7 separate regions of the Homo sapiens genome follow, and all the other regions are linked to region 6. Evidence: chromatin loops called from intact Hi-C (ENCODE). Cell type or tissue: sigmoid colon. All regions are shown on one strand.

Evidence for each region. Hi-C counts contacts between places; a loop is a spot of excess contacts. Peaks named below come from ENCODE experiments on the same cell type or tissue, not always from the same donor. Only the 100,000 strongest peaks of a DNase experiment are listed, where the experiment ranks them.
Region 1: it touches region 6 in a loop (2.6-fold over the local background); 18 of 110 quality-filtered maps call a loop at or near these places.
Region 2: a loop joins it to region 6, with 3 times the contacts of the local background. A loop is called at or near these places in 11 of 110 quality-filtered maps.
Region 3: a loop joins it to region 6, with 2.0 times the contacts of the local background. A loop is called at or near these places in 21 of 110 quality-filtered maps.
Region 4: a loop joins it to region 6, with 2.1 times the contacts of the local background. A loop is called at or near these places in 3 of 110 quality-filtered maps.
Region 5: it touches region 6 in a loop (4-fold over the local background); 9 of 110 quality-filtered maps call a loop at or near these places.
Region 7: a loop joins it to region 6, with 11 times the contacts of the local background. A loop is called at or near these places in 23 of 110 quality-filtered maps.

What each region holds. Positions count from the first base shown.
Region 1 is chr9:106,700,103-106,704,102 of GRCh38, reverse strand. No RefSeq gene overlaps it. Among named protein-coding and RNA genes, the nearest start is that of LINC01505, 86 kb to the right of the region's middle. In sigmoid colon, no CTCF peak of the experiment used is centred here; no DNase peak of the experiment used is centred here.
Region 2 is chr9:106,283,158-106,287,157 of GRCh38, reverse strand. The region is part of intron 3 of LOC107987108 (a long non-coding RNA gene); the gene reads right to left. Among named protein-coding and RNA genes, the nearest start is that of MIR8081, 320 kb to the left of the region's middle. In sigmoid colon, no CTCF peak of the experiment used is centred here; no DNase peak of the experiment used is centred here; H3K4me3 peaks cover 373 bases.
Region 3 is chr9:106,953,242-106,957,241 of GRCh38, reverse strand. All of the region lies in intron 7 of ZNF462 (zinc finger protein 462), which reads right to left. Among named protein-coding and RNA genes, the nearest start is that of ZNF462, 92 kb to the right of the region's middle. In sigmoid colon, no CTCF peak of the experiment used is centred here; no DNase peak of the experiment used is centred here.
Region 4 is chr9:106,623,025-106,627,024 of GRCh38, reverse strand. The region is part of intron 1 of LINC01505 (long intergenic non-protein coding RNA 1505); the gene reads right to left. Among named protein-coding and RNA genes, the nearest start is that of LINC01505, 9.0 kb to the right of the region's middle. In sigmoid colon, no CTCF peak of the experiment used is centred here; no DNase peak of the experiment used is centred here.
Region 5 is chr9:107,041,969-107,045,968 of GRCh38, reverse strand. The region is part of intron 4 of LOC340512 (a long non-coding RNA gene); the gene reads left to right. Among named protein-coding and RNA genes, the nearest start is that of ZNF462, 180 kb to the right of the region's middle. In sigmoid colon, a CTCF peak has its summit at 1,757 (motif pointing right); a DNase peak (open chromatin) is centred at 1,878.
Region 6 is chr9:106,860,539-106,864,538 of GRCh38, reverse strand. ZNF462 (zinc finger protein 462) reads right to left here and starts at 1,373. Exons shown (of 13, transcript NM_021224.6): 1 at 1,184-1,373. In sigmoid colon, CTCF peaks have their summits at 1,461 and 1,668 (motif pointing right); DNase peaks (open chromatin) are centred at 458, 1,468, 1,878, 3,738 and 2 weaker places; H3K4me3 peaks cover 4,000 bases; H3K27ac peaks cover 3,679 bases.
Region 7 is chr9:107,170,443-107,174,442 of GRCh38, reverse strand. It overlaps the pseudogene LOC644661. Among named protein-coding and RNA genes, the nearest start is that of RAD23B, 110 kb to the left of the region's middle. In sigmoid colon, a CTCF peak has its summit at 2,085 (motif pointing right); a DNase peak (open chromatin) is centred at 2,072.

The DNA of each region.
Region 1 (4,000 bases), 160 kb after region 6:
AACTTTGTCTTTGATCTTGCTGAATCTGGCTGCGTTTGAGACTGGATGATATGCTTTGCACAAATGTTTCTGGAAACGAAGACCACTGACTAGCTTGCCCAAGTAAACCAGAGAAACAATACTAATTGGGAAAGTCTTTTCCTGCTTACTTGGAGCCATGTGAAATGAACTTTCTTAACTCCAACACTAGCTACCTGTGTGACCTAGGGCAAATTGTTAGCTTTTCTGCCTTATTCTCCGTATTCCTCATTTGTAAGGGGATTGGGGAGGCAAATACTCTCTGTACTATTTTGTTTCTCACTTAGAATGAGCCTATGAAACAAAGCCTTAGTTTCTCTAGATTACATTATTGGTAGATGAAAACTTTTTTTTACCCCATCTCCTGAAATACAAATAAATACGTACGGTATTATCAAACCCTAATTGGAGTTTCTAATGATTATCTTAAATTTTGTTCCATAAAAAGTGAAACAAATTCAAACCAAATACATTATCAGTATGAAATAAGTAAAATTTTAGCCTGGCTTAGCAATGAAATAGAACAGCCTGGATGAAATGGAGGCCATATCTACAGATGCTCTAAGAAAGTTCAGTCTCACATAAAAAAAAGCAAGTCCCGAAGAGTATGCAGGTCCAATTCTCATGTTTTTAAAATTTTTTTTTAATTTTTAATTTTTGTGGGTACATACTAGGTATATATATTTTTGGGGTACATGAGATGTTCTGATTCAAGCATGCAATGTGTAATAACCACATCATGGAAGATGGAGTATCTATTTCAGCAAGCATTTATCCTTTGTGTTACAAACATCATGGTCTTTTTTAAAGCTTCCCTGCCTGTCCCATGTACTATATGGTTCACAAGGGGACATCTTTCACTTAGGTCTACAGTTTTAGTTCTCACCACTTACTCTGAATTATTCATTGATGTGTGCTCTGTTTTGCTGCGGATCCATCCTGCTACTAATCTCAGTGTTTATTCACTCGTTCCTGTATTTGCTCTGCCCTTTGGATTTGATGGTGGATACCGTGGTCCCAGCAGGATTTCCGTAAGATTTCATTTCATGCAGATACACTACTTTAGGTGTGCCTGCTTGAAACTGGCCTTGGACTCTATCCATGTGAGCTCTGCTACTCTGGGCATGATGCTTAACCAGTTTTAGCTGGCTTCCTTGAGTAGCTCTTGAACATGATAATCAATACTAGGTAAAATAGGAGCAGTTAGAATCAGAGGTCTAAGAAGATTTTAATGGAGTTTCTGATGGATGAGCAGGGAACACAGGCATAGGTGATATTCCAAAATCTAGGTGTGCAGTAGGAATCAATGATGTCAAATAGCTACTGGCAAGAGTTCAAGGTTTGGTTCTCATTCCTGATGGGGATGAGGGTTCTGTATTAGTCTGTTCTCACACTGCTCATAAAGACATACCGGAGACTGGGTAATTTATAAAGGAAAGAGGTTTTATTAACTCACAGTTCAGCATGGCTCGGGAGGCCTCAGGAAACTTACAATCATGGTGGAAGGGGAAGCAAACACCTCCTTTTTCATATGGCGGCAATAGGGAGAGGTGCCGAGCAAAGAGGGAAATGCCACCTGTAAAACCATCAGATCTCGTGAGAACTCACTATCACAAGAACAGCATGAAAATAACCACCCCCATGATTCGGTTACCTCCCACCGGCTCCCTCCCACAACATATGGGAATTATGGGAACTACAATTGAAGATGAGATTTGGGTGGGGACACAGCCAAACTATGTCAGGTCTAACAAGGTTAAGGTTCTAATGGCTCCAGGGATCCTGTTAGCCCATAATAGTAACACCTATTAGAAAACATTAACATGTCAGCATCTGTACTTACAGGACCATAATAGTCGCATTTCAGATAACGAATCCTTGCCACTGTGAGACATTCTTTGGGCAGTTTGTAATCTCTGAAGAAATGCAATCATGATCCTTAGTCTGTGGCTTAGTGCCTACTGGGGCTGAACTCTTTCTACCTGGCCTTTTCCTGCAGGTGGCAAGCCCAACTCACTTGGCCCAAAGAAATCATATTAACAAGGTCTTGGACATTTCAATGTTTTCAAACTTGGTGGGCCAGGTCATCTACATGCAGTCAAGGTTTCTGTGTGAAGCAGCCAACAGAAGGTTTATTGTTGAGAAGAGTGGAGTTGAGTAATAGGTGAGTGTGCGAGGACAGCATGGGGGTATGGGAAAGTAAGTGGGAAGGAGTCCAGTGCAAGTCAGGAATGAGTTAGGGGTGATGGCACTTCCTGGAAACTCAGTAAGTACTTGGGGATACATGCATGAATAAACCACTCTTTCCAATTTTCCCCAGACTCAGGATGAAGGATTAAGGCTGAAGATCAGTTATTCACACTGAATTCCAGGTTATGGTTGGACTATCAATGGAGATGACTCAATGTTTAGTCCTAAGGTGAGAGGCTACTGCTGCTTTGTACCTCTAACCTCAGTTCAAGTTGGTCTTTGGGTGTTGAGTTGTGGGAAGAAAAAGATGTGAGTGGCGGGCTGGAGAGGGCTTTTCAGGGCAATGGTTTTCAGCGCCAGCCCATTTCTGGCAAATGTATTACTCTCTAGGCAAGTGTCTATTTGCTGTGTTGATCCAACACAACATTAACTTCTGAAACAGTTGCATTCGTTTTGCCAATTTTCCAAGTTTAAAACAGGAATGGAGTTAATAAAGTAACAGAGGCATTTTGGATGGTGAAACTCTAATTTTAAAATGCCCACATGTGTATAATTTTCCACTTTCTTTCTAAATTCCTAATGCTGGAAGGAGTCTTAGAAACCCAAACCTCTTGTTTATAGATGAGAAAACTTAGGTCATGAGAAGTAGACGATTTGCTCAAGGCCACACAGCTAGCTAGGGAAAAGCCAGAGTCAGAATCCAAGATCTGAAGCTTCTAGAAAGTGCCTTTTCAACCCTATCCCAATCTTCTAATTTATGAATGGAGACCATTGAGGGGATTTGAGATGCTGCTTCAGCATCAAGGGCAACTGTATCCATGTAGAATCATGGTCATCTTTTCAGGGAAGTTTCCAAAAGATTTGATAAAGCAGTTGGGAGGATTTATCATCAGCTGATATTTTACTTTATATCAGCTGTTTTATGCTGTGATATTATTTGTCATCATAAGCTGATTCATTCATGTGTTTGTTCTACAAATACTTGTGAGAGTTGGCCATGGACCAGCACCATTGTAGAGATGAGAGAGAAGGTAATAGTGGTGAATGAGGCATCCTAAAACCTTGCCCTTGTGGACACTTCAGCTTAGTAAAGGATTTGGGAGACTATTTTTTAAGTCCTGCTTCATTTTACCTCTCCAAGGACCTCTGTTGGACTGTATCTTTACCCAGCTTCCTGCCATGACACTCTATTTGATAAAGACAAACTTTAAAAGAGTGAAACAAATGCTGGTTCCAGATTTAACCCTTAGTCAAATATTTCATGGTGAAACTACTGTACTGTCTCTGAAAACAAAGCGAGAGGAGCTTGAAAAGCCTTAAATGTCAGGAAAGTACAGGAGCTACCCAAAGCAGGAGAGTGTTTTATTCAAGGCCTCATATGTTGGTAAAGTCAGGAAGAGAAGTGGGTTCCTAAACTCTTATTTTTTTTGCTCCGTTACAAGAATGCATTCCTCTAACATTTAAACAATATTCTCAAAATTCAATAACACTTCTAAAAACTTAGATTATTCCTAACACAGTAGGAAAGCCTACTGAAAGGACCACCATGTAACTTGCTCACATGGAGTATATTTGTTCCCTGTTATCACCCAAGTCCCTGACAAACTGTCCTGTACAAATAGGCACTCAATATATGAGTTTAATGAACCAATGGATGGATGTTATGAGCATTGATATAAGATGTTAATTTACATTGTTCACTCATAGACATCTATGGAGCACAGTTTGGAAATTTCCTGCAGAATCATTATGCTCCTAGCAGAGCTTTGTGTAGGGTTTTTGAAAATTCTGT
Region 2 (4,000 bases), 580 kb after region 6:
TGTTGGAATCCACCCTGGCCCCTGCTCATGTGAATACCCTGGCACTAACCCCACTCAGAGGAAACGAAACCAATTTGGGAAAGCGAAGAGAGAATAAACATGCAATTAAAATGGCCACTTCTCCTGGTTTCTTCCTTTAGTTCTTTTTTTAACACTGCATCCCATTCTATAATCTGATGATGAAATGGGCCTGGTTAATTATAACAACATACAAAAGATCGCTGTCTTTTCCCCACAGTGACTATGCTAGCTTTGAATTTCTTTTTTTTTTTTTTTTTTTTTTTTTTTTTTTGGTGAGGGGTATGAGCAAGGGGGAGAGAGGTGGATAAACTTCAAGTAAAGCCGTCATTTTGGAAGAGCCACTATTTTTATACTGTTTGCAAACCCTTCACCAGAGTGAACATTACAGAAACGGCACTTCCCTTTCCATTTATCTATCTTCCTCCTTTATACATAGATAGACAAATAAAAATGAATCTTTCCAGAGGCAGCATGCATGCCACTTCTATATATTCTTCAGATGGCTTATTTTTATTCAGCTTAAAGCATAACCTATCATTTTTATTCAAGATTCCATCCAGCCTCTCTCTCTCTCTCCAAGCAAGTCTTCAAGAAGCCCTGCTGCCCTGCTTTGTTCCAGAGACTCTGCTAAAGGCCAAAAGATGGAGATAGCACACCCATCTGGTTTGTTTTCACATCCTCAGAGAAGGGGTTGAGAGAGCCCCCTCCAGTGGAAGGAACAAGGTGGTTGGGAATCAGCATTACCAATCTTCTCTTTGTTTGTTTGTGATTAGCTTCTTGTGCTCATCTCAGAAAGACTCTCAATATCCATGGGGAAATAATACCACAAAAGGAAGCTCACCCAGCAAATGGGAGAATGGTTGTCAGTACTTTGAAATCCTTACACTGAAAGATTCAATTTTGGTGTCAAAAAAAAATAAGCATCTCACTTCTCCCTTCATCCTTTTTTCCTATTCCCCTTTCCCCCTCTACTTAATTCTACACAGTGTGTGAATTTTATATGCATCAACCTGAAAGCATCTGCTAGAAAATAACAGCCAACCTGTATATGAAATAGGAATAGATTCCGTGTCAGAGCAAAATTAAGACCTTGACTCCTCATCGTTTTCATAATCTTAACATCATGTTTGGTGAATAAATACCACAGGAATACGAAATAGCAGTTGAGGAAAAAAATGAATATTGAAATTTTTAAAATGGCCAGTGTCCAAAATAGTAATATTCACAGGGAAGTGTTTTGACATCTGAGATCACCTCCATTTTCTTTACAGCTGAGCATGCTTGATTTGGTAGGACTGATTTGAACAGACACATTATTACAATGGATTTCAAATGGCTCTCCTCTTTTTTACCCCCTCAATTTCTACAATTACCCATCACTCCAATTTCAGAAGAAAAGCTTAAAGCACAAAATTTAAAGTCAGATGATCTGGGGCTAGAATCCTTGTTTTGTCACTCTCCAAATGAGTAGATTTGGGAACCTGAATTAATCATTCTGAGCTTCGGTTGACAGCTATAAAGTTGGGGAAAACTAACAGACCCATTCTTACAGAGTAGTAGTCAGTGTTTAATAATAATATATATTTTTAGATGACTTATAAAGTCATGATAATTATTATAGCTAATACTTATTGCACACTTAAAAATGTATCACTCATAGTTTTGACAGTTTCACACATATTAGCTTATTCACTATGAGATAGGGTTATTGGGAAAATTAAATAAGTTAATTCATGTAAATGAAGTAATACATTTAGGCCTAGCACATGGTAATGGAATTATTATTAGGCCTTTTACACAGATGAGGAAACTGAGGCAAAGGGAGGTTAAGTGACTTACTCAATATTTCAGATTTAGGAAACAGAAGAACCAATATTCTAACAGACCAGGCTGGCCCCAAAGCCTATAATTGTAATCACTGTACTATATGTTCAAGCTCTTTGAGCTCTTTATAAAGTATAAAATATAATATATAAATATATTTTATACATATGTGTGTATGCAAACACATACACAGTTAATTTCCCATATTAAAACATAAAATACTCAGATTAAGTTTCCACCACCCAGTCCAACCCCACAAGTAAGGAATGAACATTGCAACTGGGGACTGGCCTGATTTATATCCTGAAATCTTCATATTCTCATCTCAGTACCCTTCCTGCACATATTTTCCTTTCTGGCTGATGGGGGTTGTTCAGCTGGGCTTTGTGTGAGTTACAAAGCTGCAACAATTACATGAGGGAGTCCAGGAGCATGTTAACCACAAAAAAAACAGTTGTCATAAACACTGTGCACCTTATGCAGTGCTTCAGTCTTTACGTAAGATTAATTAAAGAGCAGATGTTCTGTCATACCCTGTGTTAGGTATGGTTATCTTTGAGATTCCAGCTTCTCCATTTGCTGGGTTTTAATTTGCATCATTATGCATTTTGAGCCTGGGGCACGAGTAGTCAAGTGGTAAACATTAGCTATACTGCACTGTATTTCCAAATGCACCTTCATTATTAGGCTGACTAATAGAATTCAATTCTATTTTCAGCCGAATCCTCTCAATTTTCATTTGCTTTTGACATGTTACATGGCAGAAGGAAAGAGAAGGGAAAATGAAGGAGAGAGAGGCAGCTACAGCACTCTTTGTGCATAGGCCTCCCATCAGCAAGAGAGCCCCCTCCTGATGGGTTTTGACCATGCACCAGCATCACCTTCCTTTTCCACATAGCTGCGACAATCCTAAAATTTATCCTCTCGTCCTCATGTTAGAGGTTGACACTCCAAATAGGGCAAGATGTCTTTGCTTTTGTTGTTAAAAATTGGAGGCACCTAAGTGTATTCTGATTTTCTAAAGGCAACTACTGAAAATTGATGTCAGAAAACTTTTCAGGCCATGATCAAAGTCTGATATGAATTAATTTGTCATTATAACACAGCCCCACTTGCCAGGCATTTCAGGCCAGGACTTGGGAGAGGCAGCAGATATCTGGGTTGACAATTTCATTTAAAGGACAGAAAGCTTTCTGCTTTCTTTTCATTGGTATCTTGATTTAATGAACACACAAACAGACCATCGCCATATGCTCCAAATACCAGCTTGCTGTTCTTCAAGAAGCAGCTTGGGAAAATGCCAAGGCAAGAAGCTTGGAAGAAACTTGAAAAGGCTTCAAGACATATCTTTGTAGCCTGGGATAGCAAATGCACCAGTGATTAATTACGCTGGGGTTGGACGTGAATAGGAATGTCAATAAGGCGTTCATAGCACTGCAACAGTGGGCATGTTGGCCTGATAATAGAATCCTTTCTGTTTTCATTTCCTGAGTTTCCTTTCTGTTGGTAACACATTCACATTCGGGTCAGAGATATAAGATGGCAATGTCATGCTGCTGCTCATTATAGAATCATTAGATCAGGTGCAACCACAACCAAGGAGGAGGTGTCCCTAGGAAACAGGAACTCCAGAATTTGTGCCAGAGAACTCTTATCTGAAGAGAAATCCATAACTGTCTCTTGTCGCAGAAATCCTCCACTATCTCACCGACTGATACTCAAGAGCAGTAAGGGGTAAGGGGGTGGCTTTCCTCTGTTGACAACATCTCATGTAGAATCTCCCCAGATGACTTTGAAAAATGACTCCCCTCCTTCAGAATCCAGAGTTAGAGTTTGTTGAGGTGTTTTGAGTAAGAAAAGTTACCTTATTCCATTTTCTCTCTTACAAGAAGAAGGTGAAGGAAGAATAGGAGAGGAAGAAGAAGAAAAAAGGATTTTTATTCAGAGCAGAACACTTAATTGGGTCTAATAATAGGGAAGCACTTGTGGAATTTCAATATCAGAATATAGAAAAGCTCATTTGAAAATGAGGATTTCAACTCAAATCTTGGGGCTTGTGTGATCTACTTCCCAATTCAACTTCTAGATTTCTTCCCTCCTACATTCCCTGATGTGATGATCAGCCCATGTGCATGTTGAATGGCTTTCCATCAAC
Region 3 (4,000 bases), 93 kb before region 6:
CGACAATATTGAAATTAGGCCAATGACTAACCCTAGTAGAATGGCCTCTAAGTGTTCAAGTGAAAGAAAAAGTCACACGTCTCTCGCCTTAAATCAAAAGCTAGGAATGATTAAGCTTAGTGAGGAAGGCATGCTGAAAGCTGAGACACGATGAAAACCAGGCCTCTTGTGCCAAACAGTTAGTCAAGTTGTGAATGCAAAGGAAAAGTTCTTGAGGAAAATTAAAAGTGCTACTCCAGTGAACACATGAATAATAAGAAAACAAAACATCCTTATTGCTGATTATGGAGAAAGTTGTAGTAGCCTGGATAGAAGATCAAATCAGCCACGACATTCTCTTAAGCCAAAGCCTAATCCAAAGCAAGGCCCTCATTATCTTCAATTCTATGAAGGCTAAGAGAGGTGACAGAGCTGGAGAAGAAATGTCTGAAGCTAGCAGAGGTTGGTTTATAAGGTTTCAGAAAAGAAGCTGTCTTCAAAGCAGAAAAGTGCAAGGTGAAGCAGCAAGTGCTGACGTAGAAGCTGCAGCAGATTATCCAGAAGATATAGCTAAGAGAAGGGATGAAGCTGGCTCCACTAAGCAACAGATTTTCAATGTAGGCCCCACAGACTTTTATTGGAAGAAGATTCCATCTAGGACTTTCACAGCTAAGGGGAAGTTAATAACTGGCTTCAAAGCTCCGAAGGACAGGCTGACACTCTTGGTACAGACTAATGCAGCTGGTGACTTTATGTTGACAGCAGTGCTTTTCCCATTCAAAAAATCCTTTAAAATTATGCTAATTGTACTCTGTGCTCTATAAATGGAACAACAAAGCCTGGATGATAGCACATCTGTTTACAGCATGGTTTACTAAATATTTGAAGCTCACTGTTGGGACTTACAACTCAGATAAAAAAGATTCCTTTCAAAATGTTACTACTCATTGGCAATGAACTTCATCACCCTAGAGCTCTGATGAAGATATACAAGGAGATTAATGTTGTTTTCATGCCTGCTAACACAATATCCACTCTGTAGCCCATGGATCAAGGAGTAATTTCCATTTCAAGAGTTACTATTTAAGAAATACAGGTAATAAGGATTCAGTTGCCATAGATAGTGATTCTTCCGATGAATTCTTCTGACTTAGGCAAAGTAAAATAAAACACTTTTCGAAAGGAATCACCATTCTAGATGACATTAAGAACATCTGTGATTCATGGGAGGACGTCAAAATATCAACATTAGCAGGAGTGTCGAAGAAGTTGATTCCAACTCTCATGGATGACTTTGAGGGGTTTAAGACTGTGGTGAAGGAAGTAACTGCAGGTGTGGTACAAACACCAAGAGAACCAGAATTAGAAGTAGAGCCTGGAGAGGTGACTGATTCTCATGATAAAATCTCATGATAAAACTTGCAAAGATAAGGAGTTGCTTTTTATAGAGGAACAAAGAAAGTGGTTTCTTGAGGTGAAGACTACTTTTGATGAAGATGTTGCGAACACTGTTGAAATGACAACAAAGGATTTAGCATATTTCATAAACTTAGCTGATAAAGTAGTGGCAGGGTTTGAGAATATTGACTCTAATTTTGAAGGAAGTTCTACTGTGGGTAAAATGCTATCAAATAGCACTGCAACAGCACTGCATGCTGCAGATAAAACTTTTGTGAAAGGAAGAGTCAATCAATGTGGCAAACTTCATTGTTGTTTTACTTTAAGAAACTGACACAGCTACTCCCAATCCTCAGCAACCACCACCCTGATCAGTCAGCAGCCACCAACATCAAGGCAAACATCCTTCATTAGCAAAGAGATTATGAGTCACTGAAAGCTCAGATAATCATTAGCATTTTTTAGCAATAAATCATTTTTTAATTAAGATATGTACATTTTTTAGACATAATGCTATTGTATACTTAGTAAACTACAGTATAGTGTAAACATGACTTTTATGTGTACTGGGAAACCAAAAGATTTGTATGACTTTTATATTGCAATATTTGCTTTACTGAGGTGGTCTGGAACCAAACCCGCAACATCTCCAAGGTATTCCTGTATGTTAGATACCTGATAGATACAAAGATAATCAGATCTCATATTTCAAGAGCTCTCAGGTTGTTAGGGGAGATTACAGCAACACACACTAAGATGAGTGAGTGCTCAAACAATCAAACAAATGCCCATGAGTCCATTATCTGTTGTTAGTAGCGTGGCCAGAAGACAGTGGGGCTCTGGAGTCAGAAAAGCATTCAAATCTTGATTTACTACTTTACTACCATGACTATTTACAGGACACAACAAATTTTCATTTTACATTTACAGGACATCTACTCTAGGAAGGAAGCAGCCTTATATTCATTGTTCAGAATAAAAAAATAACAAAAACCCTGCTCCTAAAGAGCTCCCTCCTGGTAATATTATGGAGTCAGTAGACTGAACTACATGTTCTTAAGAGAGGTAGGGCACAGCATTGAGGGATTTCAGAGGAAGAGTTGACTCACATCTCGGGAGATCACTGTTGCATCACAGAAATGAAGGAATTTGCAAGTGGCTTTGAAAGACAGGTAGTACCTGGGCATGTGGAGATGAAGGAAAGGGGACATAACATGAACAAAGGCAAAAGGATGAGGAGAGAGATGCTCATTCCAGTTAGGCTAGAATATAGGGAGAATGAGGCAGCTGATGGAAAGAGAAAAGGCTGGGTATAAACATGGAGAATATTGACTGAGTTTTTTTTTTTTTTCCTCTTTTAAACAGGCTGATATGGTTTGGTTCTGTGTCCCCACCCAAATCTCATCTCTAATTGTAATCCCCACGTGTCAAGGAAGGGACCTTGTGGGAGGTGACTGGATCATGGGGACAGTTTCCTCCATGCTATTCTTGTGACAGTAAGTGAGTTATCACAAGATCTGATGGTTTAGAAGTATGGCACATCCCCCCCTCACTCTCTTTCTCTCTCCTGCCACCATATAAGATGTGCCTTGCTCCCCCTTTGCCTTCCACCTTGATTATAAGTTTCCTGAGGCCTCCCTAGCCATGTAGAACCGTGAGTCAATTAAACCTCTTTTCTTTATAAATTACGCAGTCTCAGGTAGTTCTTTATAGCAATGTGAAAACGGACTAATACACAGGCCATGCAGAGCTGTTAAAGACTTCTGAATAGGAGGATGATTTGAACTCTTAACCTTGCTTAGAATAGAATGAATGGAGGACTTTGCAGGTGGGATAAACATGGTAATTAATGGCTTAGGTAAGAGATGAGGATGGGAAGGAGGGAGATGGATGTGAGAAGAATTAAGGCAATATAAACATCAGGACTAAGCAGACAACAAATGACTGGTTGATGGAACGTGGGTCCAACAAGACCTGGAGTGGCAGAGGATATTAGCTAGGTCCCAAGGGCTCTGGCAAAGGGACAAGTTTAGTAGGAAATTAATGAGTTCCATTTTAGAACCTTTGAAATGAAGGTTGAATGAGACCCGCAGGTGGAGAAGGTAGGGAGCAGTTAGAACAGAGGGTCTCAGACTTAACATGAGAGGTTAGCACTGGAAGTATTGGTGGCATCAGAAGAGGGCAAGTTGACTTCATATATCTGTAAAGAGAGAGAGAGAGTGCAAAGAGAACTGAGGACGAGAACCAAGTACATGTAAGGGGAGCAGGAGAAACATGGCAAAAACAAGGTAAAGGGAAGGCATGATCAGAGAGGCTGGAGGAGAGCCTGAAACACATAGCAAGACCAAAACCAAGGGAAGAGAATTTCCCCAGGAGGAAGGTCAGCAGTTTTAAATGCCACAGACAAAAAAAGAAGGATGAGGCAAGAGCAGAGGCCGTGACCTTGTTTGTCTGAAGTCACTGATGATCCTTGTGAAAGCTATTTCATTATAGTCATAGGGATCAAGGTCATGCTGCAAGGAATTCCAGAGAGAGGGAGGGGGAGCCAAGGAGGCAGCAGGTGTAAACAGCAAGAAGGAATGACTCCTTCCCAGAGAAAATGCCACTGCAGTTAGCCCGTATT
Region 4 (4,000 bases), 240 kb after region 6:
GTATGCAGCTAGCGCAGTGTGCCTGTTAATCGTATTCAGTCAGGCTGACTGAAGAGGAGAAAGGACTAAAATAAACATTTCACTTAACCTTTACAATTCGTATATTTTGATTGTCCCACCAGCTTTAGAATACCCTTCTCTATGTAATCGCCAGCCATTTTCTATGCTTTACACATACTTGACTCCTTTCTGTCTGTCTTCCCTTCTCCTCCTACCCCTATCATGCTTCCCTATCCCTGTTTTCTACCCCCTGGCACTCCTCACATCGCTGCCTTCAGCCCTGAGTCCCTGTCTAGCCTCTCTTCTCTTACCCTACTTGTGGACAGGAAGCAGGCTCCAGAGGGGCTGAAAGGGACCTCAGACATGATCTACTCGACATTCTGCATGCAAAGACCTCCAGAAAGAAGAGAAGGCATGAAACTCCATAAACCATGGAATAAGGAAGGTGACAACATCTTCAACACACAGGAAACAAAGAAAGAGGAAAAGAAAATAGTGAGGTGAAACAGTAAAGTAAAAGAAAGCTTTTATCCTGACATTCTTACCCCACTTAAGTAAAAACAAACAACAACAACACAATATGATGCAGTCAAAGCTATGAAATTGGAAATACTTTTTGCATTACTGTCTTCAACATGGCAATTACAAATGCAGTGATTAAACAAGAATAATGCAAGGAAGTTGGGGTGAACAAAGCTGTGGAGTTTAATCGACAGGCATTGTCATGGGGCATCTCCTTGGTGGGCAAGTAGGGAGTTATTTTCAGGTTGATCCGAATCAGGAAGTTATATATCCCACTGAAATGTGAGCAACATGAAAATCTCTCTGTTACCACAAGCAGTTGGTGAGAACCCAAGGCCCCTAGAACAGATTTGTGCTGTGCTGTTCAATTTGGTAGCCACTAGTGACATGTGGCTTTTGGGCACATGTAATGTGACCAGTCCAGATTCGGATGTGCTGTAAGTATGAAATATACACCAGATTTTGGAAACTTAGTCTGACAGGGAAAAAAGAATGTAAAACATCCCATTAATGATTTTTGTGTATTGATTACATGCTGATATAATATGTTTGATACTATATATAGTTCCACAAAATATATTATTAAATTAATTTTACCTTTCTTTTTAATGTAGCTACTAGAAAATTTGAAATACGTATGTGGTTTATATTTGCAGTTCTCATTATATTTCTATAGAACAGAACTAGATTAGTTTCAGAGTTGTAATTAGGACCAAACAGAAAGAGAAATCCTATCCAGAATAATAATCAATATACCCAGTCTAGACAACATTGGAGAGTATTTGAGGGAGAAAAGTGTCTTAAGATTATTGTTGATGAAATCTAGATACTCCAAGTGAACTTTGAGCAACTGTAGTTGGAACCAGAGGAAACAGGCCAATGTTAGTAGCCCATGGTAACAGAAACAACCACTTGGTGAGGAAGTTGTATGTGGGAAATCCAGGCCAGGCCAGCCAGAGACTTTTTCCTCTTTTGCCATGTTTGTCTAAGGATATTTTTAGTTTTAGACGAAGAATGGAAAGTTCTCATGAAAAACCCATTGTTATCTGTGTATCACATAAGGCACTGCGTACATTGAATACAACAGGTTATACTTAACAAACTAATTAGTTCTGCACAGACCAGGCCTTCTGTGATGCTCAGTGAATCCTTTTGCAGGCTTCATTAAGCTCCACTTCAAGGACTCTCTTCGGGTATTCCCATGGCTCTCCATCTCAACTTGGTTCTACCTCAGATAAAATTCCACAGACCGGAGTGTCTGAAAAAAGTGAGCTGTCCCTCTTACAGAATGTGGCTTCAACCAGGCCCATCTAAGCAAGAGATGCTTCAGGGCCTATTAACATTCCTGTCCAGTTAAAAGAAATCCCAATTTTTCAAGACCCAGTGTAAAAAAGAGTCTGAATTTAAATAAGATCTTTGCAAACCCAGCATTCCAAAAGGAAATGCACACATCAAGCCATCAGGGTAACCATGTAAGTGCGGTTTACTCCAATAGAGGGGATTTAGTGAGGATTTCAACTACTCCTTCTGTGTCCTAGAGTTACTATTTACAGTGATTGTGGCTATAGACCAAGATGAGTTCCCTTGGGTTTTTAGTTAAAAATATAATAATATTTGTTTTAAACTAATCAAGCAATCTAATACCAGAAACTATTCTCTTCTTGGTCTTTAGTCTTCACTGTTTCCAAATTGCAATATGAGAGTGGAAGATGTGGCCATTTTTAAACCTGGGAGAGAATAGATGACTGTGAGTCTTTTATATGTCTAACATAAACACAAACTAAAGGAAGCTATTACAGAATGAAACCGAAAAGCCAGATCTCAGCTCTCAACTGTGAGATACAACATAAGAGACTAAATTCTTTTAGATTCTCTCTAGAGATACTCAACCGAGATATATATTTTCCTTATAGGTTTAACAGGGGGAATACTCCAGGTAGGGGCTAGTCCCCATCTCTAGGTACTTGCTGTAAGCATATGTATTACAGTTGCCTGATTCAACTATGAGCAAACCCTTGTTTGTACTGACCATTGAAGATGTCTACAACCTATTATTTTTCTGCTTTGTTCTGTTTTTCAAAGGTACAGATACAAACATAAGGTTTTCTAATTATGCTCATCAACATAAATTACTGAGATTTGCCAACTTTCCATTTCATAGGGTTTTTTTTTTTTGTCTGTTTGTTTGTTTGTTTATGAGATAGGTTCTCATTCTGTCACCCAGGCTGGAGTGCAGTGGTACGATTACAACTCACTGAACCTTCAGGGCTCACACAATCCTCTCACCTCAGCCTCCTGAGTAGCAGGAACTACAGGCATGTGCCACCACAGCCGCCTAATTAAAAAAAAAATTTTTTTTTTTTGTAGAGACAGGTTTTTGCCATGTTGCCCAGGCTGGTCTCCAACTCCTAGGCTCAAGGGATCTGCCTGCCTCAGCTTCCCAAAACACTGGGATTACAGGCATGAGTCACCATGCCAGGCCCATTGGACAGTTTTTCACAGAATTCATATCATGTTCTGACCTTAGTATTCAAGTTTCTTATTTGTATTACAGGCAATTGAGTTTCCGATCTCTGCCTTGAAAGCTGTGAGATCTTGGGCAGGTTGTATAGTCATTCCGAGACTTAGTTTTACTTATCTGTAAAATGAGGATAATTGTATTGTGCTCACATGGAGATTGGATGGGTGAGACATGGTCTACATACTCACACACGGGACAATTTTCTCACTTTCTGTAATTGCCTAGCACACATAGTAGAGATGCAAGTCATAGCTGCCGAATAGCCACTTCTTAGACCCACTTCTAAAAGGCTATGTTAAGAGACAGATGCCAGCAACTTCAATTTTCTCCCACAATGATGGGAATGTTATGTGATGTTGCCGCTCATACCAACAGGAACTCTGAGCAGGGGAAATAATACTCAGGAGGGCTTTGGGTTGGTTCCTCTAAGTCAGAAACCCAAGGAATAATTGCTAAAATGTTTTTAGCTCTCAGTGTGTGCTATCTTATCCCAGAGCTTTATTTTACAGGATGTGGGCTGTGTTGGGACCCAGGTTAAAAATAAGACTGTTATTATCTTAATATTGCTCAATTCATTCATCAAAAAATGTATGAAGCACTGGCTGGGCCTAGTGGCTCACACCTGTAATCCCAGCATTTTGGGAGGCCGAGGCAAACGATCACTTGAAGTCAGGAGTTTGAGACCAGCCTGGCCAACATGGTGAAACCCTGTCTCTACTAAAAATACAAAAATTAGCCGGGCGTGGTGGCACATGCCTGTAATCCCAGCTACTCGGAAGGCTGAGGCAGGAGAATTGCTTGAACCTCGGAGGCGGAGGTTGAAGTGAGCTGAGATGGCACCACTGCACCCCAACCCGGGTGATAGAGCAAGACTATCTCAATTAAAAAAAAAATGTATGGAGCTCCTACAGGTGACAAGCAGTGTTCTAGGAACTGAGACTATAGGTGCAAACAAGG
Region 5 (4,000 bases), 180 kb before region 6:
CAGAATTGGTGTGTGCCAGGGCCTGGATTCAAATTCAAAATCATCTGGCTCCAAAACTAGTACTCTTTGTACTAGCCAGGAGTTGCATTAAAAATGGTAGCCCTGGGCCGGGTGCAGTGGCTCACACCTGTAATCCCAGCACTTTGGGAGGCTGAGGGGGGCAGATCACAAGGTCAGGAGATCAACACCATCCTGGCTAACACGGTGAAACCCCGTCTCTACTAAAAATACAAAAAAATTAGCCGGGTGTGGTGGCGGGCGCCTGTAGTCCCAGCTACTTGGGAGGCTGAGGCAGGAGAATGCCGTGAACCTGGGAGGCGGAGCTTGCAGTGAGCCAAGATCTTGCCACTGCACTCCAGCCTGGGTGACAGAGCAAGATTCCATCTCAAAAAATAAATAAATAAAAATAAATAAATAAATAAATAAATAAATAAATAAATGGTAGCCCTGGAATGAGAGACAGGAGAACTAGTTTCTTTTCAAGACTTGTCCCCAGCCTTGCTCTATGTCCTGTGACAAGTCACTTAACTGTTCTGGGGCTTGAGTTAGCAATGTTAACAACACAGATCTTGGAACAGAAAATCGGAAAGATTCCTTCCAACTGGACTATCTCGCTGTATTAATGCTGGCGGTGCTCCTAGCCACCAGTTGTTCCAGAAATCAACCTCTGAAGTGCTAACTTCTGAAGGGATGCTCTAGACTCCACCCAGCTCCCCAGGGAAATATCCCTTGCCAGAGAGTTCTTTATTCCTACCTGAAAGCCACAATGATGTATCTGAGAAGAACAGAGCTTGATTTAGAGAGGAGGAAATCCACAGACATCAAAAATCACCAATAGGGCGGCGCCATCCTCCTTGCCAGTTCCTGGCCTCTGTGCCCAGCTGCTCCCCGAGGCATGACCCCAAGCCTGGCTCTCTCTGCCCCTCTAGGGCCCTTCTGTAGCATCTGCAGAAGGTTTTAGGCTGAATAGGTCTCCCTTACTTTTCTGATTGGCTTGTGTGTCCCCAGGGTCTGTACAAAAGCAGCAGCTCAGCAGGACCTCAGCACCGTTTGTGAAATGAATTGGTAACACAATTATCCATCACTCTGTGGCTTTATGTCCACTTAGGCTCTGCTGAGTGGTGTCTTCACTTCCCAGAAGGACCTGCTGTTTTCTTCCTGAGCATCAATTTTTCCTTGGGAGCCAAACCTTGGTTCCTGTAGTTCACAATCACAGAAAATGCAAAAGAAAAATTTAAAAATTAATGAAGCCCTTCTCTCCTAGAGCTCACCTTGTCAGGCTCCTGGCTGGGTGGAAGGATGGAAGTTAACTTTCTTTGCACTCGGGGAGAGCACGTCTGGGGCCTGGTGGTCTGCCCAGTTCTGCCAAGCAGAAGGAAGGCTGGACTTCCCCGGGGTCCATACCTTGGCCTAAAGGCCACTTCCTTTATTTCGCTTTGGTTTCTTTGACCTTTTGGCTCAATACACAGATTAAGGAGAGGGGCCTAAGGAACAAATCCTCTCCAGTGCCACATGGATTATTCTGGAATTAGGCCGCTGCTGTCAATTTTATTTGGTGATCCCAGTTGGATCTCCAAATTATACCTGTAATTTGGTGCACTCTGTGTATTGCAGTCTGTCAGAGAAATCCTATAATTATTTTTTAAGTGACAAAGTTTTAAGGAACAGCTAAATAAATGTAGCTAAATTTAGTGCACTGTCTGTACAATGAAATGTGGCAGGAGGCAGAGATATGATCAGTGGCTGGTGGAAAGAGAATTTTGCTACTATCCAAAAGGTGGCAGCAGAAATTACCTCAATTAACTTAACAAGAAGCCTGTTCTACTCTGCCAGCCCGCCCGGGAACCCTGGCATGCACCTTTTCTCTTTCCTGCCAGGATTCCAGGCCTTCCTTACCAAGCTGTCCCCGGCTCCATCTGCTGCTCCCGTCTGAGGCTGATCCCCTTGCCCTAGTCACGTCCTGCCTCCTCCCTGAGATACTCCAGCCCAGCATTCCAGAAGGAACAGGGTCAGGAGTTCACACCTCCAAGAAACCTCAGTGCAGATCAGCATCTAACAGGGAGATCAGATAGACAAAGCAAGGGCCCGTTTCTGCCCTCTACATACTCCATAGAAAACGAGAGATTTTCTACAAACCCAAAAGCATAAGATCTTGGGAGGAAACATGATCCATACCTCATCTAGCTGTTCATTTAATTGTTTTTGTTTTTTGAGATGGAGTCTTGCTCTGTCGCCCAGGCTGGAGTGCAAAGGCGTGATCTCTGCTCACTGCAACCTCCGCCTCCTGGGTTCAAGTGATTCTCCTACCTCAGCCTCCTGAGTAGCTGGGATTACATGTGCCTGCCACCACACCTGGCTAAGTTTTGTATCTTTAGTAGAGATGGGGTTTCACCATGTTGGCCAGGCTGGTCTGGATCTCCTGACCTCAAGTGATCTGCCCACTTCGTCCTCTCAAAATGCTGGGTTTACTGGCATTAAGCCATTGTGCCCAGCCTAAGCTTTTAATTTTGAGAATCTACTCTGTGCTGGATTTTTAAAATGACTTAGATAAGTGAATGATTCCTTAAGAAAATATTTATTTTGCTCTTACTATGCGCTACATACCCTTCTAGGTTCTGGGTTTACAGCAGTGTACAAAAGGGAAGTGCTTGCCTGCAAGTAACTAACATTCTACTGGGGACACTAAACAAGATAAATAACAAGATAAATGGAAAGACTACATGCTTGGTTATAAAATTACGTGCTTGAGAAGTACAAAGGAGAAAGATAAAACAGGATAAAGGGCATGAATTGTAGAGGAGGCTGCTACACTTTTAGATGTGTGGCCAGGGCCAACCTCGCTGAGAAGGACAAGGACATGAAGGTGGTAAGGAAGCAGCCCTATACTGTATGAAAAGACACTGAAGAGGAAAATGTTAAGTGGGCTGTTGGAGAAACAGAATGAGTACTGCAGGCTCCTGCTTGAGAAGGTCAGGGGGAATTGGAGAAGAGAGATATGTTTAAAAACTAATTACTATTCTAAGTTCAATGTAGTGGTTTAGGCCAGGGATCAGCATACTATGTGTTTTTGTACAGCCTGTGAGCTAAGATTGGTTTTACATTTTTAAATGGTTGGGAAAAAAATCAAAAGAAGACTATTTTGTGACACATGAAAACTATATGAAATTCAAATTTCAGAGTCCATAAATAAAGTTTTATTGGAACAAGGCCATGCTCATTCATTTATATATTTTCTATGGCTGCTTTTGTGCTATAATGGCAGAGTTGAGTAGTTATGATAGAGAACATATGCCCTGCAAAGCCTAAAATATTTACTATTTGGCCCTTTACAGAAAACATTCACCAACTCCTGCTCTAGGCAATACAAGAGAGTGGTTAGTCTTTGGTTTTGGGGTCAGGAGCCCCTGATTCCAGGCTTGGGTAGGGCCACCCCTTGGTGGTTGTAAGACTTTGGGCAAATGGTCTATCTACTCTGTGACTTTTTCCTCATTTCTGAGATAGGGACAAAAGTGCTGTATTATTAGTCCATTTAACGTTGCTATAAAGGAATACCCAAGGCTGGACCATTTATAAAGAGGTTTATTTGGCTCATGGCTCTGCAGGCTGTACAAGAAATATAGTGCCAGTATCTGCTTCTGGTGAGGGCCTCAGGAAGCTTTAAATCGTAGCAGAAGGTGAAGGGGGAGAGGGCCTGTCATGTGGCAAGAGAAGGAGCAAGAGAGAGGGGAGGATGTGCCAGCCTCTTTTTAACAATCAGATTTTGCATAAACTAATAGAGCAAGAACTCACTCATTACCATGTTACCACCAGGAGGGCACCAGGCCATTCATGCATGAGTGATCTGCCCTGGGGACCCAAACACCTCCCACTCAGTCCCACCTCCAACACTGAGGATCACATTTTAACTTGAGATTTGGAGGGAACAAATATTCAAGCCATATCAATTACCTACCCTCTTAGGATAAGAATGAGAATTGAATGAAATAAAAAAAATATGAAA
Region 6 (4,000 bases):
AGTCTGGACTGGAACCAAAGCAGACAGCTTGCAAATGGAGGACAGGGAGATAAAGAAAGGGAAAGAGGGGCTGCTCCAATGGGGGGCGGCTGCGGCTTCCCCTCGTGCCTGGAAGGAGGGCAGACCCCTGGGAACTGCACCAGGAGTGAGACGCCCCCCCAGGCCCCTGCCTTCCTTTCTCCCTTCCTCAGAGGAGAGCCAAGCGTGTGTAATGGCTTCTCCTCTCCAGAAACCGTTGTCCTCCTCCACCAGACGCTTCTGAACCTCCAGCCTGGAGACAGCTCCTCAGCCGCTCCTGAACCTGCGCCCCCCACCCGGCCGGTGCCCCCCGCTCCTCGCCTCTCTGTTCACCAGCAGCACCGGCACCAGCAGCTGCAGCAGCCACCCCCCGACACATCCCGACCCCGCATCCCAACTTCGGGGAGAGGGAGAGAGAGAGAGAGAGAGAGAGAGAGAGAGAGAGAGAGAGAGAGAGAGAGAGAGAGAGAGAGAGAGAGAGCCAAATACCTGAGGAAGAGGGGGGCTGCCAATCCGCACGGCTTTGCCATCGGGCGGGGGACAGGCAGACAGAAGGGGGAAAGGAAGGAGAGGGACAGAGAAAGAAAGAGGTCAACCCGCTCAGGTCGGGGCCGCTCGCACGGAGCTCTCCCTCCTCTGACCCTCGCTCGCTCCCTCTGGCTCTCGGCTCAGGTCTCCGGCCTCCCGCCCTCCGCCCCCCTCTGTCCCTACTCCTGTCCCCACACTCGGAGCATCCGTCCTAAGCCTCCAGCTCTCTTCTCACTCATCTTTCATTTTCTCTTCTCTTCATAGAACTACACGAAATTAATTAAGCCACCGCGCTCACTCCCCCCAGCAGGAGCAGCAGCCAGCAGGAAAAGCACAGCCACCTCCACTGCCACCACTACCACCTTCTCCTCCTCTTCCTCCTCCTCCTCTTCCTCCCTCGCTTCTCCTCCTCCTCTTCCTCCTCCCCCTCCTGCTCTCCCTCCTCCCCCTCCTCCTCTTCTCTCTCGCTTCTTCTCCTCTTCCAACAGCCAGTCCATGCAGGGGACTTCCTCTCCTCCCCGCTCCTCCAACCCTCCTTGGCCGAATGAATGAGCGCGTTTGTGCCTCCACCACCCCGCGCTCTCTTCCCCGGAGCACTCGGACCACCCCGAGGTGGTTGTTAATTGCAGTAACTTACAGAAGAAGCGTCCCGGCGCCGGGAGGTGCTTCGGGTTCTCCAGCCCCACCGCCTCCTTATCCTCTTTCTCTTTCTCCTCTTCCTGCTCGGGTTATTGTTGTGGAAGTTGTTTGGGAGTCTCATGTGCTTCTGCCGGGTCTCAGCAATGGAGGATCGCCATCTTCCCTGCCTTCCTCGGCTCCTCAGACTCGCTGCAGCTGCAGATGACCTGAGATATCCGTCTCTCTCCCTCTCTCTCTCTCTCCCTCCCTCCCTCTCCCTCTCACTCTCTCTCTCCCCTCTCTCTCCTCTTCTCTCTCCTCTCCTCCCTCTCCCTCGCGCGCTCTCTCTCTCTCCCTCCCTCTGTGTCTCTCTCTGAATAATGAGCAACCAGGGGGAGAGAGAAAGCAAGACAGAAAGAGAGAAGGAAGACAATCTTCTCCTGCCACACAAAACGCCGGAGCACCAGGGGGTGCGCGAAGCCTTTCTAATAACAACAACAACGTGCAGCAGAGAGGAAGGAAAAAAAGAAAGAAAGAAAGAAATGAGGAAAAAGGCTAGGGGAAAAAAGAGGAAGAATTATCCAAGAGCTCGAGAAGAGCAGAAGGAGAAGCTGGAGGAGATGCTGAGGCTGCTGCTGCTGTTCCCCCTCCCCCCTGCTGAACCCCAGAAGGAGGCAAGGTGGTTGCAAAGTTAAGGCTGGGACATTGTCTTTGTCACTCAGAGCCAGGCCAGTGAGATGCAAGAGGAGGAGGTGGCGGCGGCAGAGGAGGAGGAGGTGGTGGTGGAGGAGGGGGAGGAAGAGGAGGAGAAGGAGGCAAAGGAGAAGGAGGCAAAGGAGAAGGAGAAGGGGAAGAGGGAGATGAGATGATGAATAAAGACCTGCGGAGAAGGCGGTGCGAGGAGCGCGGCCGCCGGGCCGAGGCGTGCGCGCTCGCGTCCCGGTGGCGCCCGGCAGCCCTGGCCCGCAGAGGAAGCCCCCGGTGAGGACCCTGCCCGGCAGCTCATAGCGCTCCCAACGTCAGCCCTGCCCGAGGCGCCGAGCCCGAGCCCCAGAGGGTCCCTTACTTGCATCCATCTAGAGGCCAACCTTTGCAAAGAACATACGTGGGGAACTGGAGGTTGCAAGTATAAACCCAGATCAACCACGTGGGGCTTTTTAATCCCTTTCCAGCTTGCGGTGTGAGTATTTCCAGTGAAAAGCTCAAATTGTCCATTACTGGCACGTATTTTGAAGTCTTCTCTCCTGAAATAAAGGCTCATTGTGCGTTTTATTTCTTTCCTGATATGGAAGGTGGGGGGGTGGAGGAGGAAAAGAGCCCATCATTCCGAGCTTCGGAACCACCACTTTCTTTTCCTAACTTGTGAAATGTTTTGACTGCGCACCAAAAGAAAAAAAGAACGCCTGCTTAAATAACTTTACACCCTCCAGCCCCGCGTTGTTTGCACTTTCTGGCTGATCATCTAAAGGCTCGGAAAGTAACAATCAGCGCTCTTAATGATAAGGTGTCATGGTGTTGAAGACACGCGAGCCAAGATGAAGCTTTCACACCTTGAATTTTTATTTAGTGTAATCTCTCCCGTATCATTCTGAACTATCTCTTTTGCAAAGGAGTGGTTCCCCCCCTCCACCACCAGGTCGAAAGTCTCCTACGGTTTTAATTGGACTGGGAGCGGTGGGGGTTGGGGATGGGGGTTCTACAGTATCAAAAAAATCAATGCAGCAAGTCAGGAGCAATTGAAGTTCAAGGGCATGGGCTGATTGTACCATTTCTATTTCTTGGATCTTGGAGTTGGACATCAACAGCCTCAGGAGAGAGAAACGCGCAGCGCGCGGGGCAGAAAGAGACCTTAATTAAAGTTTCTTTTGTCCGCGTCTGAATTGGGGATGTTGCTGGATTCCTTTGCATTGAGGAGCGCGCATCCGGTGAAGGCGCGGTGTTAAGGATCCTGGGCAAGTCTGTCCTCTTTAAATACTCGCCCTTTCTCCTCCCTCCCCCCAAGCAACAGTCCGAGAAGATATATACCTATAAATCCATACAATAAAGGAAGAGGAGGAGACGCGCGCGGAGTTGGTTCCCATCCGATAGCGGGGCTTCATAAACAGATCTAAATCCTCATTTTCCAAGATTTTCCCGACCCTATATTCCTGAGCAGAATCTCTCACCCCGAGGCACGATTTCACCCACTTCCAGTCAACACTTCCTGCCCTTTTCTCCTCCCACTCACATTGAAAAGCTCGGGATCCCTAAAAGGGTGTTGATGGCGGGGGTGATAAATAAATAAATAAATGACACTCTACGCGTGCGGTGGAGAAGAAAGGAGGGGGAGGGAGAGGAAAGGCGAGGAGAGGGAAGAGAAGTAAGGAGACGAGAACAAGGCGCAGAAAGGACAGAGGCGAAAGGGGAACGGGAGTCACCGAGAAGAGAAAGAAGAAAGGAGAGAGGAGGAGGACGCTGAGGCTGTTCCGGATTGAAATGATCCCGGCTTTGTGCGGCTTTGGGAGGACTCCCCCTTCCGAGTGCCCGGAGGGACCTAGGGAAGTCCTCCTGCCCCGAGCTCCTCCCCACCGGGACCCGGGGGGTGTCTGAGCGCTGGCCGCCGCCACCCCATAAATTCCTCGTGGCAACCGGAGGAAGCGCGCCAGGTCTCCGCCGTCCCTCCACTGTCCCGGCTGATAATTTACCTCTTTGTCTTTAATAAAAAGCTGACTTTTTCTGTCAAGCTCTGCACCGGGAAAATAACAATCGTATTTCAGGTTGAAAGCTCCTATTACTGCTGGGTTTTGGAGGCTGCGATAAAATCTTCATCGACGTGAAGGTACCTTCTGGGTTGGCT
Region 7 (4,000 bases), 310 kb before region 6:
CCCATAGCCAAGCAGCCTAATGGGCTGTATGGGTCTTCTTGATGCCAACTCCCACTGGACTCTCCAGTCTGGCAGTGCAGCCATTGTATACTTGGCTGGTCTGCACCAGCACCTTACACAGCAGCTAGCAAAACATAGCAATATTTAGTCCATATTGGGCCCATGAAAATGAAAAGGTGATATCCTATTCCTGTAGAGAGGAGTGATCACTTCCTTGATTTTGCTGATGCACATCCATCTCTGTTTCAAATTGAAAGTGCAAGTTCATTGCAAACCATCTCTGGCAGAATTGTCACTTCTGAACAATCAACCACATTTGGAATTTGGCTCCATCAGACACTGCTCCCTGTCTAGTACCAGGGACTATGGTTGATTCTGTTTCTGTTGACAGCTGTCTTCTCCAGTCCTAGCTCAACTCTTATCCCTAGTCCCACATACAGTGTTTTCATTACCACCTTGCACAGCACAGTCATGCATAGTTTTACCACAGGGACACGTTCTGAGAAATGTGTCATTATGTGATTTCATTGTTGTGCAAACTTCCTAGAGTGTACTTACACAAACCTAGACGATACAGCCTACTATACACCTAGGCTACATGGTTTAGCCTAGTGCTCCTAGGCTGCAAACCTGTATAGCATGTTACTGTACTGAACACTGTAGGTAACTGTAACACAATGGTAAGTATGTATGCATCTAACTTATCTAAGCATAGAAAAGGTATAGTAAAAATGTGGTATAAAAAATAAAAAATGGTATAGCTGTATAGGGAACTTACCACAAATAAAGTTTGCAGGACTGGAAGTTGCAACTCTGGGTGAGTCAGTGGTGAGTGAGTGTGAAAGCCTAGGATATTACCATACTTTTGTTGTTGTTGTTATTGAGACAGAGTCTCACTCTGTTGCCCAGGCTGCGGTGCAGTGGCACAATCTCGGCTCACTGCAATTTTTGCCCCCTCGGGTTCAAGCGATTCTTGTGCCTCAGCCTCCTGAGTAGCCGGGACTACAGGTGTACACCACCACTCCTGGAAAATTTTTGTATTTTTAGTAGAGATGGGGTTTCACCATGTTGGCCAGGCTGGTCTCGAACTTCTGGCCTCAAGGGATCCACCCACCTTGGCCTCCCAATGTGCTGGGATTATAGGCGTGAGCCAGGGCGCCCGGCTACTGTACATTTTTATATGACTGGCAGCACGGTAGATTTGTTTACAGCAACATCACCACAAACGTTTGTGTAATGACATTACAACAGCTATGCCATCACTAGATAGGATTTTTTCAGCTCCATTATCATCTTATGGGACCATTGTTGTATACGTAGTCCCTCACTGACTCAAATGTCCTTATGTGATGCATAACTGTAGTTGCATTTTAACTCATCTGTCTTCCCTATCAGACTGTGAGCTCCATGAAAGCAAAAACCTCTTCTGGTTTTCTCCTCATTGTATTCCCAGCACTTAGCACAGCGGCTAGCAAAACATAGCAACATTTAGTCCATATTTGATCCATGAAAATGAAAAGGTGATATCCTATTCCTATAGAGAGGAGTGATCACTTACTTGGTTTTGCTGATGCACGTCTATCTCTGTTCAAACTGAAAGAGCAAGTTCATTGCAAACCATCTCTGGCAGAACTGTCACTTCTGAGCAAGTGTATGTACAAAGACCTTTGCTCATTACAAAACAGGAGTCGTAATAGAAATTAGTCCCTTTGGTTTATTTTACAATTGTATTTAATTGCTCACCATTCTGCCAATTAATCAAGCCTTCAGTTGCCCTAAGTATGGAAATTTTTTAAAGAGGTGGATTAAAGGAGAAATTGCACTTGATGGGAGAAGATGAGGCCATGGCTCTGAAATATCTTTAAGTGAGTCACAAAGTATTTTTAAACCTTAGTTTCCTCATCTGGAAACTGAGATAGTTGAACTCAGTAATCACTACTTTTCTTTCCAGGTTTATGGTCCTATTAACTTATAATTTTGTTGCACTAATGCAAGTCTCCAAGCATGCTCTTTCTGTCTTGTGTTTTGGCCAAATCAGAACCTCAGGGTTAAGCCTTTGCATGACTTTTCATATGTTGCCACCAGGTGGCAGGAGTGTGCCACAGTCCTTTGGTCTCATGCATAAAGAGCATGAGCATCAGAGGTGGACTTAGGATGGTAGCTTTCTGAGCTAGAAGGGCAGAGTCTTTGAGTTTTTGAAATAGCAAACCCTCTTGTTTATGAAAACACATTCGCTTTTATGCAAAACAACAATTTGAGGGTTAGCAATGACCATATCTAGAAATGACCAGGGACCAAGAGTTTCATGGTCCAGAATTTTAAGGACATGGTCCCCAGCCCCTGGTGATCTTCTCACTCCCACTTTATACCTGAGTAGGTCATGGCAGCCCATCACCCCAGCAGCCACTGTGGAATTCAGTGTCCCATGAGGAACACCACGGGCTGAACCAGGGTTGATAGATTTACACTGTTTCTTTGCTCCTTCCTGTCTCTTTCAGGGAAAGAGATCAGGGCTAAGCCCACCCAAATTTAGGGTCCCTAAGTCCTTTGAAAAAAAAACTTTAAACTATTTGCCTAATTATAGTAAAGTTTTACCTAAACACAAACTCAGCAAGAAAAATTGTCACCCCCTGTGATGGTCAGTTTTGTGTCAACTTGTCTGGGCCGTGGTGTGCCCAGATATTTGGTCAAACATTATTCAGGGTGCTTTTGTCAAGCATTATTCAGAGTGTGTTTTTGGATGAGATTAGCATTTAAATCTGTAGACTCAGTCAAGCAGATGTGGCCCTCCCTAATGTGGATGGACCTCATCCAATCAGTTGAAGGCCTGAATAGAACAAAAGGCTCTCCTTCCTCCAAGTAAAAGAGACTTCTTCCTACCTAAGTACTTTCTTCAAACTGCACAATGGCTCTGTCTGGGTCCCAAGCCTGTCAGTCTTCCCCCTAGAAGCTCACCATCAGCTCTCTCGCATTGCTAGTTTGGTAACTCACCCCGCAGATCTGGAGGTTTCTCGGCCTCTACAATCACATGGCCAATTCCTTAAAATAAATCCCTTTGTGTGTGTGTGTGTGTGTAATATATATAAATATGTATAGTATATATAAAATACGTATATTATGTGCATATATGTATATGTAAAATATCCCATTTCTTCTGTTTCTCTGGAGAACTCTCACTAACATACTCCCTGGCTTGCCATTCATCCTTTGGCTATGCTTTCATTTCACACATGTATACTGAGAACCTATCTAGTACTAGGCCCTGTACTAGGCATCTGAAATAGAAAGGTGAAGCCAGCTGCCCGACTTAACAGATTCAAGAACAAGGGAAAAGACAGTACAGAAATGAGGTGTCACAGAATAGAAGTCAATGTGGAGCTGGGGAAAGCTAAGAATGACCAGATGCTGAAGAGGAGAAATGTAAGCTCATTTCCTGATGATGCTACTTGTCCGCTGCAGAAAAACCACAACAATCAGGGCACTGTAAATTAGTGTGTTGATGACATTGTCAAAGGCATAAATAGCAACAATGTGGAAAGTTAGCTCCAAGCTACTCAAGCTGCCAGGAAACTACTTTCTAGAGGAAAACAGCCCCGCCCCCGCCCCCCACCACCCCCCGCCCCACAAAGACAACTTAATCTGGGCTGGTTTGATTCCAAAATTTGTGTCTTTCTTAGGCAGAACTGATTGTAGTCCCATTCAGTTTGAATCTGCCTGGATGCTCACTAACATTGCTTCTGGGAATCAGAACAAGCCAAGGTTGTGGTAGATGGAGGTGCCATCCTAGCATTCATTTCTCTGTTGGCATCTCCCCATGCTCACATCAGTGAACAAGTTGTATCGGCTCCAGGAAACATTGCAGGTGATATAGCTCAGTTTTCCGAGACTTGATTACTAAGTACAGTGCCGTTGACCCACTGTTGGCTCTTCTTGCAGTTCCTGATATGTCATCTTTAGCATGTGGTTACTTATGTAATCTTACCTGGACACTTTCAAATCT